Linked DNA regions of Homo sapiens: region 2 is linked to region 1. Evidence: read pairs that join two places in POLR2A ChIA-PET (ENCODE). Cell type or tissue: GM12878. All regions are shown on one strand. Links, peaks and the distances in the headings refer to the core of each region. The heading gives the core; the rest is flanking DNA.

Evidence for each region. ChIA-PET counts read pairs that join two places held together with the same protein. Peaks named below come from ENCODE experiments on the same cell type or tissue, not always from the same donor. Only the 100,000 strongest peaks of a DNase experiment are listed, where the experiment ranks them.
Region 2: POLR2A ChIA-PET joins it to region 1 with 12 read pairs; 9 of 35 experiments call an interaction of 5 or more read pairs at or near these places.

What each region holds. Positions count from the first base shown.
Region 1 is chr22:17,761,728-17,764,227 of GRCh38, forward strand. All of the region lies in intron 1 of BID (BH3 interacting domain death agonist), which reads right to left. It overlaps MIR3198-1 (microRNA 3198-1), which reads right to left; the gene lies at 2,453-2,500. Among named protein-coding and RNA genes, the nearest start is that of MIR3198-1, 1.3 kb to the right of the region's middle. In GM12878, for the core only: no CTCF peak of the experiment used is centred there; no DNase peak of the experiment used is centred there.
Region 2 is chr22:18,058,772-18,067,943 of GRCh38, forward strand. All of the region lies in intron 1 of LOC105372853 (a long non-coding RNA gene), which reads left to right. Among named protein-coding and RNA genes, the nearest start is that of PEX26, 15 kb to the right of the region's middle. RefSeq lists an enhancer at 2,466-2,966 and a silencer at 6,664-6,753. In GM12878, for the core only: no CTCF peak of the experiment used is centred there; a DNase peak (open chromatin) is centred at 2,725.

The sequences.
Region 1 (2,500 bases), core at 1-2,500:
CCGGCCATAATCTTTCACTTTGAAGGCAAAGGCATTAATGAGTAAACAAAGAAGGCAAGACCATCAAGGCCAGCAAACTTTGCTAAAATTGTGACATAATTCATTGCTGCTTTTCAGACTCAGGTACCATGATGATAAAAGGCACATACCTAGTTTTGCCCTTCACTATGTTTTTTGTCATTTTTACCATATTCTGGAAAACACTGGTAAATCGCTTTAGGAGAGAGTGTGGACCAGGATATCCTAGGGTGCCTGAGGCCCTTTTCAGAGAATCTGTGAGGTTGAAAAGCTTCCATAACACAGTTTCTTCTGTCATTCTCTCATGAGGGTACAGTGGACTTTCCCAGGGGCTGAGCGAAAGAGATACTGCAACAACCGAGAATCCAGGTATCCTCTATTCAGTCAGACACCCAGGAGATCTGCAGAAACACTGACGCAATGCTGTTCTTCTCAATAGAAATGTTTTGTTTTATAAAATAGTTACGTTGGCCAGGCGAGGTGGCTCACGCTCGTAATCCCAGAACTTTGGGAGGCCGAGGCGGGTGGATCACCTGAGGTCAGGAGTTTGAGACCAGCCTGACCAATATGGTGAAATCCCGTCTCTACTAAAAATACAAAAATTAGCCGGGCATGATGGCGTGCACCTGTAACCCAGCTACTCGGGAGGCTGAGGCAGAAGAATTGCTTGAACCCAGAAGGCAGAGGTTGCAGTGAGCCAAGATCAGGCCACTGCACTCCAGCCTGGTCAACAGAGCAAGACTCTGTCTCAAAATTAATTAATTAATTAATTTAATTAAACAATTTCACAAATTTCAAATGAATGAACACTTTTTTTTTTTTGGAGACAGGGTCTCACTCTGTCAAGCAGGCTAGAGTGCAGTAGCACGATCATGGCCCACTACAGCCTCAAACTCCTGGGCTCAAGTGATCCTCCTGCCTCAGCTTCCCAAAGTGCTGGGATTACAGGTAAGGACCACTGTGACTGGCCTATTTTTAAAATTTCTCAGTTTTAATTCTAACACAGAATATAGGGATAAAAGCCTACTTAATCAAACGCTTTTTGGTTCCTCAATAATTTTTATATATAAAGGGATCTAGAGACCAAAAAGTTTGAGAAGTGCTGCTTTGAGGAAAAAAAACAAAACCTGTTTGTTTGTTTGTTTTTTTAAGACGGAGTCTCACTCTGTCACCCAGGCTGGAGTGCAATGGCGTGATCTTGCCTCATTACATCCTCCGCCTCCCAGGCTCAAGCGATTCTCCTGCCTCAGCCTCCCGAGTAGCTGGGACTACAGGCATGCACCACCTCATCCGGCTAATTTTTGTATTTTTAGTAGAGATGAGGTTTCACCATGTTAGCCTGGCTGGTCTCAAACTCCTGACCTTAGGCGATCCACCCGCCTCAGCCTCCCAAAGTGCTGGCATTACAGGCGTGAGAAACTTCGCCTGGCCACCTGTATTTTTTCTTTGAAAAATAAAAGCATTTACATAGCTGTTTGTCTCCATCATGTGTATTAATTATAACTTTTTTTTTTTTGAGACATAGTCTGGCTCTGTCATCCAGGCTGGAGTGCAGTGGCACAATCTTGGCTCACTGCAACCTTCGTCTCCTGGGTTCAAGTGATTCTCCTGCCTCAGCCTCCCAAGTAGCTGGGATTACAGGTGACCGCCACCACACCTGGCTAATTTTTGTATTTTTAGTAGAGACCGGGTTCCTCCGTGCTGGTCAAGCTGGTCTCGAACTTCTGACCTCAGGTGATCCGCCCGCCTTGGTCTCCCAAAGTGCTGGGATTACAGGCGTGAACCACCGTGCCTGGCCTTATTATAACTTTTAACAAAGTAACTGACTTCCATTTTACAGAGAACCGCAGGCTGACAGTTGAGAGCTGTCTCCAGACACATGTTTAGCAGACGCCTGTGGGCACACACACCATAGCCTTCACAGCCACTCGCGCCCTTCTATGCTTCCTCAACATGAAAACATACTTTTTTTTTTTTTTTGAAAAGCAACCATTTATTAGAACCAATACAAGAGTATGAAAAGAGGGAAAAGAGGAGGGTAGAAGAGGGGGAGAGAATGAGGTCTGTATCAGATGTCAGTTATGGAAACACATAAATGCTTACTCTTTTTAAACACTGACATTTACAAGGTGAACATATATATAGACCACTTATAATTTAAAAAAAAAAAAAATCAAAAGCAGACATGTTTGGCTGAAATAAAACCAGGAAACACAACCAAAACTCCCCCATAAACCTAAAAGTCCATGGAGAATTCAATTTCTCATTTCCATTCAGAAATCTGGCTACAGAGTGATTTGTTTGCTACTTGGGACAGTACAGCGTGCTGAAAGAAACCCAGCTACTGAGTCTCTTAGATCCCATCCTGTAGGAAGTGGTGGGAAAGCCAGCGGACCATGGGCAAGTCAACTCCTGGCTACTTGGCAGGGCGTCAGACTGTGCTCTCTCCATTCCCCAGGACTCCACAGAACCGTCTGGTACT
Region 2 (9,172 bases), core at 1,627-4,126, 300 kb after region 1:
TGTAGTCCACGCATTCGAACAACCTCCTGTCCACCCACCCACTTGCCTCTCAGAGAATGTCTACTCTGTGGTAGGCACTGTAACAGGCATGGCGATGCCACGATGAATCTCACACAGTGCCTGGCTATGTGGGAAGGCAGATGACAGTCTGGTCAGGGTGGAGAGAGAAGGAAACAGGTCATTACAGTGCAGAGCGGTGAGCCCTCTGATCTGGCCAGGCATAGGTGCTGCAGGACCTCACCTGGGGGCCCCAGATCCAGCCTGGTGAGGACAGAAGGAAACTTCTTAGAAGTGCTCGCCAACCCAGGCTTGAGTGATAGAAGTTAGCCAAATGAAGAAGGAATGGGTTGGGGAGGACCCTAGCACCCAGAAGCAAAGTGAAAGCTCAGTACACTGCAAGACCTGCTGGTAAAGTTAAAGGTTACACGTTGCCCATGCAGGAGGACAGGGGAGAAGGGAGGCATGTCAACCAGAAGCCACCCCACGCCCAGCTTGTCTGCCTTGTTAGGGAGTTTGGACTTTATCTTGAGGTCAATAGAGAGCCTCTGAGAGGTTTTAAATAGGGAGTGTTAAGATCGGATTGAAATGTCAGAGATGTCACTCCTAATGCGATGTTGAGGATGAACTGGAGTGGGCAGGACGCTGGTCAGGAAGACCAGCAAGACTGTTGCAGCAATTTTGGGAGGAATGGAGGTGGCCTGACTAGGAGACGGTAGATTGGTCAAGAGTTTCAATGATGCAAGCAGATAGGACCATTGTTACAGAAGGAAGAAAAGGAGTGAGAAAGTTGGAAAGATAGGATGTTGAGATCAGAGAGTGGAAGATAAAATAGTTTCTGATGATGGCTGGGACCAGGGTGTAGCCTTCAGAATGGAGCTGAAAAATGAGTGGAGATGAAGGTCATGTGACATGAGGTCAAGGATGTGGGAGGTTTCTCCTAGGGCTTTAAAAAAATGTGGTAGAATATATGTAACACAAAATTAACCATCTTAACCTTTTTTTTTTTTTTGGAGATAGAGTCTTGCTCTGTCACCCAGGCTGGAGCGCAGTGGTGTGATGTTGGCTCACTGCAAGCTCCGTCTCCCAGGTTCACACCATTCTCCTGCCTCAGCCTCCCGTGTAGCTGGGACTACAGGCACCCGCCACCAAGCCTGGCTAATTTTTTGTATTTTTAGGAGAGACGGGGTTTTACTGTGTTAGCCAGGATGGTCTTGATCTCCTGACTTCGTGATCTGCCCGCCTCAGCCTCCCAAAGTGTTGGGATTACAGGCATGAGCCACCGTGACTGGCCCCCCATCTTAACTATTTTTAAGTGTATTAAGTACATTGTATGAAGAACATTAAGTGTGTTAAGTGGCATTAAGTACATTCACATGGTTGTACCACCATCACCACCACCCAGCCACAGAACTCTTTCCATCTTGCAAAACAGAAACTCTGTACTCATTAAACAACTCCCCATCCCTCCCCCTCTACCTTGGCCAGCCCATGGCAACCACCATTCTCCGGATTTCTGGCAACCACCATTCTCCAGACTTCTGTCTCTATCAATTTGACCATTCTAAGTACCTCATAAAAGTAGAACCATACAATATTCGTCCTTTTGTGACTTGCTTATTTCACTTAGCACAAATGTCCCCAAGGTTCAACTGTTTTGTAGCATGTATCAGAATTTCCTTCCTTTGTAAGGCTGAATAACATTCCATTGTATATACTCCTTTCTCTTTTAGACTTTTGATTATGGCCCACAACAAGAAAAGTAGTTTACACCATGACCTATTACACATGAAGGTATTATGTCATGGAAATAACCTATTATTGGCATATGTTTTATATTATACATATAATTAAAATAAATATTTTACCCCCAAACCACCTTTCTTACATGTGAAGTACTCTAATATTTTCTTTCTACTCTGTTTCTTTAAAAAAAGATTGCTGGCCACAGTCCTCGAAATCAATTTCGTGACACATTAATGGGTTGTGATTCTGAGTTTGTAAATAGTTGGTCTGTTTGGACATTGAAGTTACCCACGATGATGGCAAGACTTGGAATGAAGTGGTGCCAAAGTCTTCAATGAATATGGAGGGGCAGAGGCACAGCTCCATGCATTTGTCCTCGTGAATGGCCTGTGATTTCAGCACAATCTATTAGGTAAAGGTCCAAACTATCAGTTTACTTCTGGTGTAAACAGGATAATTCACAGATTTGCTGTTTTTCCCCAATGGTCTCCAGCTGGCATGGGTCTTTAATTTATTCACTGCCAGTGACCATTCCCCTCCCTTTTTCCATCCTAGGGAAGAACTAAGTAAACTGCCCTTCTTCACGTGCCCCAGCTCCGTAGTCTGATCTGGAAAAGGGGCAGGGGCACGGGAACCTCAGCAGCAGGTGACTGTGGCCTCCAGACTCTGCCATGCTTCCAAAAGCTCCAGCCATCTCATGGTTGCAAGAATCTCCCAGAGGGAGAGGCCATGTCCAAGGCGACGGTGGGTGGGGTTCAGCCTCCCAGGCTAAGGCTGGGAACGTGCCTTGCCCAGAGGAGAGGGCAGGGTGGGAGGCACTGAGGGCAAGGGTCAGGGCTCCCACAGAGCCAGTGTGTGTGGGAGGAGAACGGGGGTAACTTGTTGTCCTGCCAGTCTAAGAAAGTCAAAGGGTTTCTCGTTGTCTCCCTGAGTCATTACACCCCCAGCTATTTTTGTTAAACATTAACACAAAGTGTCAGGAGAGCTTCACCATTTTTAATGAGCTAATCTCTGTGGCATCCCCATAGAATGAGGTCAGAACAATCACCATCTCAGTAGCAAGGAAAAAATAGGCAGAGGTGGGAAGGGAAATCGAAGGGAAATTCACATTTCATCAAGCAATTACTGACACCCATTCTGCACTGCACTGATATTGCAATATATGATGCAAACAAGACAGTCTCTGCTTTTTTTTTTTTTTTCTTTTTTTTGAGACAGGGTCTCACTCTGTTGCCCAGACTGGAGTAGTGTGCAGTAGTTCAATAATAGGTACAGCCTCCATCTCCTGGGCTCAAGTGATCCTCCCACCTCAGTCTCTTGAGTAGCTGGGACTACAGGTGCCTGCTACCAGGCCCAGCTAATTTTTGTATTCTTTTTGGTAGAGACAGAGTTCTGCCATGTTTCCCAGGCTGGTCTTGAACTCCTGGGCTCAAGTGTCCCACCTGCCTTGGCCTCTGAAAGTGCTGGGATTACAGGCGTGAGCCACCATGCCTGCTGGTCTCTGCTTTTTGAATGCTGACATGCTGACCTTAGATGTGGGGTAGGGATGATCAGACCAAGTATTCTGAATTATGGACTTGGAATTTGCAAAGTCCAGTGATGAGAAAGAACTTGACTTGTTTTATTTATTTATTTATTTAGAGACAGAGTTTCACTCTTGTCGCCCAGGCTGGAGTGCAATGGCGTGATCTCGGCTGACTGCAACCTCCACCTCCCAAGTTCAAGCGATTCTCCTGCCTCAGCCTCCCAAGTAGCTGGGATTACAGACGTCTACCACCACGTCCGGATAATTGTTGTATTTTCAGTAGAGACGGGTTTCACCATATTGGCCAGGCTGGTCTCAAACTCCTGACCTCAGGTGATCCACCCGCCTTGGCCTCCCAAAGTGTTGGGATTACGGGCGTGAGCCACCGTGCCTGGCCAACTTGTTTAGAAAAGTGGGACTGAGGTTAATATCAGGAGTCTAGAGTTCAAGAGTGGACAGCCAGGCAGGACTGATCTTGTCAAGATTTTGATGTGGTTGGATGATATGATCAACAGATCACAGAGAACCCTAGGGCATTGCAATGCTTAGGCTGGGCCATTTGAGCGCCAGCACCTCGCTATGAAACACACTGAGCTGGAGAGTCAATGATACAAGAGCTTAAGGATTTTATAAAACATGACTACATACAGCACTTCATATTAGTCAATGTTCTTTCACAGTAATGATTGCATTTTATCCTTATAACCCAGCAAGGTCAGTATAGTGGGCATTTCCTTATGCTAATACCTCTGTTCTTCACCACCCCACACCCTTTTCCTTGATAAAGATTCTGGGGATTGGAGAGGAAGTAACTTGTTCTGCACTAACCGGAAAAAGAACCTAGACATTCTGACCCAGCCTAGGGCTCTCTCCACTACTTCAGACGCCTCTTTAGCTCGACTCTCCCCTCCAACCCTGCTTTTTCTGCACAGCCCAGTGAGTTCTTGCTTGCTGAAAGAACCTGGCCCAGCCAGGAAAAAGGACACCGGGAGCTTCACATATGTTTGTCTTCAGAGGCAGCGCTCGTGTGCCACCAACATAAATCTGATAGGCACTGAGATCTCGGTCTTCCCTTTTATTCTGGGGAGGGAATTGTGGAGCTTAGGCTAGACCATCCCTGCCACCGGCCAACTCACTGAATCGGTTCCTCTGGGAGGAGCACTGGGAGTTGGGGTGATGTGGTATAGCCGAATTGATGTCCCATTTCTGGGTTAGGATCTGGCCCTGCCATTTACTAGCTTGTAGTGTCAGGCAAATTTCTTAACTTTTCTGAGCTTCAGTCTAATGGCAATAGCCAGGATTATTGTTAAGATTAAGCCTGCACCATAAGCTTCATTCCTTGAATAGCTAGTGTTACAAATGGTGAGCTGTTAGCCCCAGGGAGTTCGGAAGTCTCTGCGGTTTTATCCGGGGGTCCTGGTATTGCCCGCTCTGAGGATGGGTCAGGCTCTGTGGAGATTCCCCACTTAACCTACCGCATCCTGAACACTGGAGGCTGTTGTTCTGGGATCCAAAGCTGCTCCACTGTTGCCCCAGGGCATCCTGACCTAGTGAATTGCCTCCTTTAGAAGCACTACTTTCCCATCCTCCCAGACTAGCTAATTTACTGCTGATGAAAATAGCTTTAACGGAACTTGGGTCCCAGGAAGGCCACCGCTGGCCTAGAGCATAGAATTCCAGGGCAGAAAGGGATTCCAGGGGTCTCACACTCACTCCCAACTCTGATTCCAAGGAGACAATCCCCACAGTGGAAATCTGTTAAAACACTGAGTAAATCAAGATGGTTCCTGCTAATATCTGACTAACGTTTTCTTCCAGCTGTACGTTCCCAACCTGCCTGAACGAGGCCTCTAGGACGGCAGCGTCCAATCACATCTCCCCTCTGCTTTCCTAACTGAATGTTGATATTCTCAGCCTATTTTGCTTGTACAAGTCCCGTCTGTCTGCCTGCCTGCCTGCCTGCCTGCCTGCCTTCCTTCCTTCCTTCCTTCCTTCCTTCCTTCCTTCCTTCCTTCCTTCCTTCTTCCTTCCTTCCTTCCTTCTTTCCTTCCCTCCCTCCCTCCCTCCCTCTCTCTTTCTTTTTTTCTTTCGACAGAGTCTCGCTCTGTTGCCCAGGCTGGAGTGCAGTGGCGCAATCTCGGCTCATTGCAAGCTCCGCCTCCTGGGTTCACGCCATTCTCCTGCCTCAGCCTCCTGAGTAGCCTACAGGCGCCCGCCACCACGCCCAGCTAAATTTTTGTATTTTTAGTAGAGACGGGGTTTCACCATGTTAGCCAGGATGGTCTCAATCTCCTGACCTAACGATCCGCCTGCCTCGGCCTCCCACAGTGCTGGGATTACAGGTGTGAGCCACCGCACCCAGCCAAGTCCCGTTTTTCAAACTCAATTTGCTTCTTGCCTCCAGACCCTCTCTGAGGTTTTGTGTTTCCTCTCCCATTCAGGTGGGGGCTGGGGTGGGAGGCGGGCAGAGGCTGATCCAGCAGTTGGAAAGGGTGCAGCCCAGGTTCTCCTAACTCAGGAAGAGAAGGGGGGAAAGGAAGGCCTTATCCAAGGATATAGCACGTTCTCTTTGGTAAACCAGAGAGACACTTTTGTTTTCTTAGCCACAGAGTGCCCAAGGGGAGCCTCAGGGTACAGGGTGGCAGAGGTGGGAATAAGGACTGGGTGGGGGAGGCCAAGGGAGGGCCTAGAGTGCGGGTGCAGGAGTCAACACTCCAGGACGCAGATGTGCTTGATAAGACAGGTGACTGGCCTGGAAGGTTGAGATCACAGCCTTACTTCTTTATTTTACCTCGCTAGTGGAGACCTGGTTACTCACGAGGCCAAGGGATCCTGATCATTCATTCAAGAAATATTCACTGCCTAGCTAGGTAAGGAGTTAGAAATAAAATGCGCAGCAAAGCCCTGCAGGAGTTAATAGTTTGGTGTGGGATTTGCTTCCGTAAGCAGACGGTGAGCAGGCTGCAATGCAGGTAAGTACAGGGTGCCACAGGAAGATAGACAAGTAGCTCGTCACCCACCTGACAGAGGCAAGGAGAGATTTAGGAAAATCTTCCCAGAAGGGGTGATAATTGAGCTAAACTCTGGAGGGTTAAAAGGGGTCAGCCTGTCCAGGAAGCAGAGAGGGGCTTCCAAGAAGAAGGAGTCATTTGCTTAAAGTCCCAGGTTGAGAGAGGGCAGAGTGGGCCAGGACAGTGGCAGGGTGGGCTTTATGACTGCAGCTGTGGGTATGAGGAGGAGACTAGGAGTGAGAAATGAGGCCAGGAAGGCAGGCAGGGGCTGGGTCCTGAGGGACATGGGCAAGCTGCTTCCAGGAGATGGATGAAATGAGCGTGTGCTCCTTGAAGGAGTCTTCCTGGCTGTGCCCACCAACGGGCAGGCAGTGGCGGCCCCCGTCGGTCAAAGCTGTGTCATCGCTCAGAGGCTTGCTAAGCTGCAAGTCATGCAGGTGCAGGCAGAGGCGGGGGCAGGAGGGCAGAGGTTCTTAGCCAGCATGATGGGGCACAGCTATGTAATTCTCGGGTGGTTTGGGGATAGGAGGATTCTTTCCACACACTCTGACGCTGTCACTCCAAAGTCAGGCATTTCTTCACTTGACAATGGGCACCTGTAGGATGGATGGGGCATGGCAGCCATATCTGCAGCTGTATGCCAGTTGCATTTGGTGCAGAGAGCAGAGGGCAACACTGCTCTAAATTCAATGGCTCTGGAAAGGAGGTGGGGTGAGAGGCAGGAGAGGTGATGACATTGGCATGTGGGTCCTGGCTCCTAAATACCGTGGCTCGCTTTACAATCTGCCGGGTCTTGCATGTCCAAGGAAGTACGCAACCTCGATGTGATGGTCTAAGAGAATATTTTATTGCTACTTGCTATTATTGAGAATTGAAAATGGATCTGACTGGGCAGAGAACACACCAATCCCATCACATCATCCCTGCCACCCATACAGCAGTCTGCTGCTCCCTCTTCATACAAAGTCCTTTATCTGTTTGGCTGCTGGGGTTTGAGAGAAGCAGCAGCATGGCAGGGATTGTCATTTGCTTTGAATTTATTCAGCTCTGATCTATTGGGGTGGTACCATGGTCTCCCCAAATTCAGACAGAAAGGGAGTAGTGAGGATAAGACCCCTTGGTGGGGAGCTTAATGTGGACTAGCGGCTCATCCTGCATGTCCAGGAACTGGATGGCTCCAAGCCAACTGTCTTCCTCAGGGGCAGGGTCTTCTTTAGATCCCCAACACTGCAGTCTCGGCACCTTGCTACTGCCCTGATTTCCACAGACTGGCAGGACGTGATGCATGCCACATTGCACCAGAGTGATCACAGCTGTGGACAATTCTACTAAAACTACTTGCAACTCAGCCACCTGCGCAATCATTTTCTCCCTTTTTGCTACCCTTCTTCTCAATCTTTCACTTCCCTCTCACATTTTGCTAGGCAAAAGAATGACCTAAATTAAGTGCTCCTTCCCTTACCTACTCCTTTAACCCCTCTTTTCCGTTCTCCCTTTCAGCTCTCTCTCACCCGGTTCTTCTCATCCCCCTTCCTCTTCCTGTTCTGCAGCCAGCTGTGCTGGGTCGAGGGGTCAAGGGAGTGACTAAAGTGCCGTGTGTCCTTGTTGGTGGGTTTGACACTTTATCCTCCAAATGCTAAACGGTGCCTCTGCCATCGCACAGTGCCACCAGGTGCCTTGCCCTGTGGTTTACGTTATGCACTGGGGGCACCTTTCACATACAATACAAAGTCCACGGGGCCACTGGAGTTGTGCAGCTCAGCCACCTTGGTTTCAATGTGGCACTCAGAAGCCTCCAAAGCAACAAATCTCTTAGGGGAAAATGGTGGCCTCTTGGTGGAGACCAGGTTCTCAGATGGACGTCTAAGTCTGTGAAAAATGCCTCTATGTACCCAAGTCTCCCTGTTACTGTTAACCTGAGGCTCAGAGCCTTCTGACTCAAAAATCTTCCTACTTAGGCTGGGTGCAGTGGCTTACACCTGTATCCCCAGAACTTAGGGAGGCCAAGGCAGGTGGATCACTTGAGCCCAGGAGTTTGAGACCAGCCTGGCCACCATGGTGAAACTGCTTCAGAGGCTGAGGCACAAGAATCGCTTGAACCTGGGAGGTGGAGGTTGTAGTGAGCCTAGGTGGTGCCACTGCACTCCAGCCTGGGTAATAGAGTGAGACCTTGTCTCAAAAAACAAACAAACAAACAAACAAACAAACAAACACCTTCCTGATCCCCCCTCTCCAGCCTCGCCATCCACTGCTTCCCATGTGACCATGTCTCTGGACAGATGGATGGTCTGGACAGGCCATGTGCTGGCCTGGCTCCACACCCAGCTTCTGAAGGTCTTCTTGATGGCAGCACCTTCTCTCTAGATCGGAATCCATCCTCCTGTCCATCCCTGCTCAGCAACACCCTTGCACCATTCTCCAGACTCTTTTAGAGTCTGCTCCCCTCATTGGGGACAGTTCACTGGTTTCCACTACAGTTAGAAAGAAATCCCTCCTCCTGATCCTTATGAGGCCCTGTGTGCTTTGACCCCAGCCTGGCTCTCCCACCTCCTGCTCCTGCCCTTGTCCACTCTCCTCCCACCACATTGGCCTTCTGCTCGCATGCTCACCACCCTCACACCCCTCTCAAGGCCCCGCACTTGCTGCTGTGACTTCTGCTTGAAGAACTCTTCCCCCAGATATCAGGGGCTGCCAGGAAGTGAGATCTGTAAGGGCAGAAGCCTTTTCTTTTGGCAGAGTCACAATTGCATTCCAAGTGGCTTAGAACAGTGCCCGCCTGGCACATGGTGGGCGACGGGTAAATAAACACTGAATGAAAGGTGTAAGCACACGCTGCCCTATGTTGTCTGTCTCTTTCTTCCTTGCTCCATCTTTCCTTTTCCATCCTCCCCCG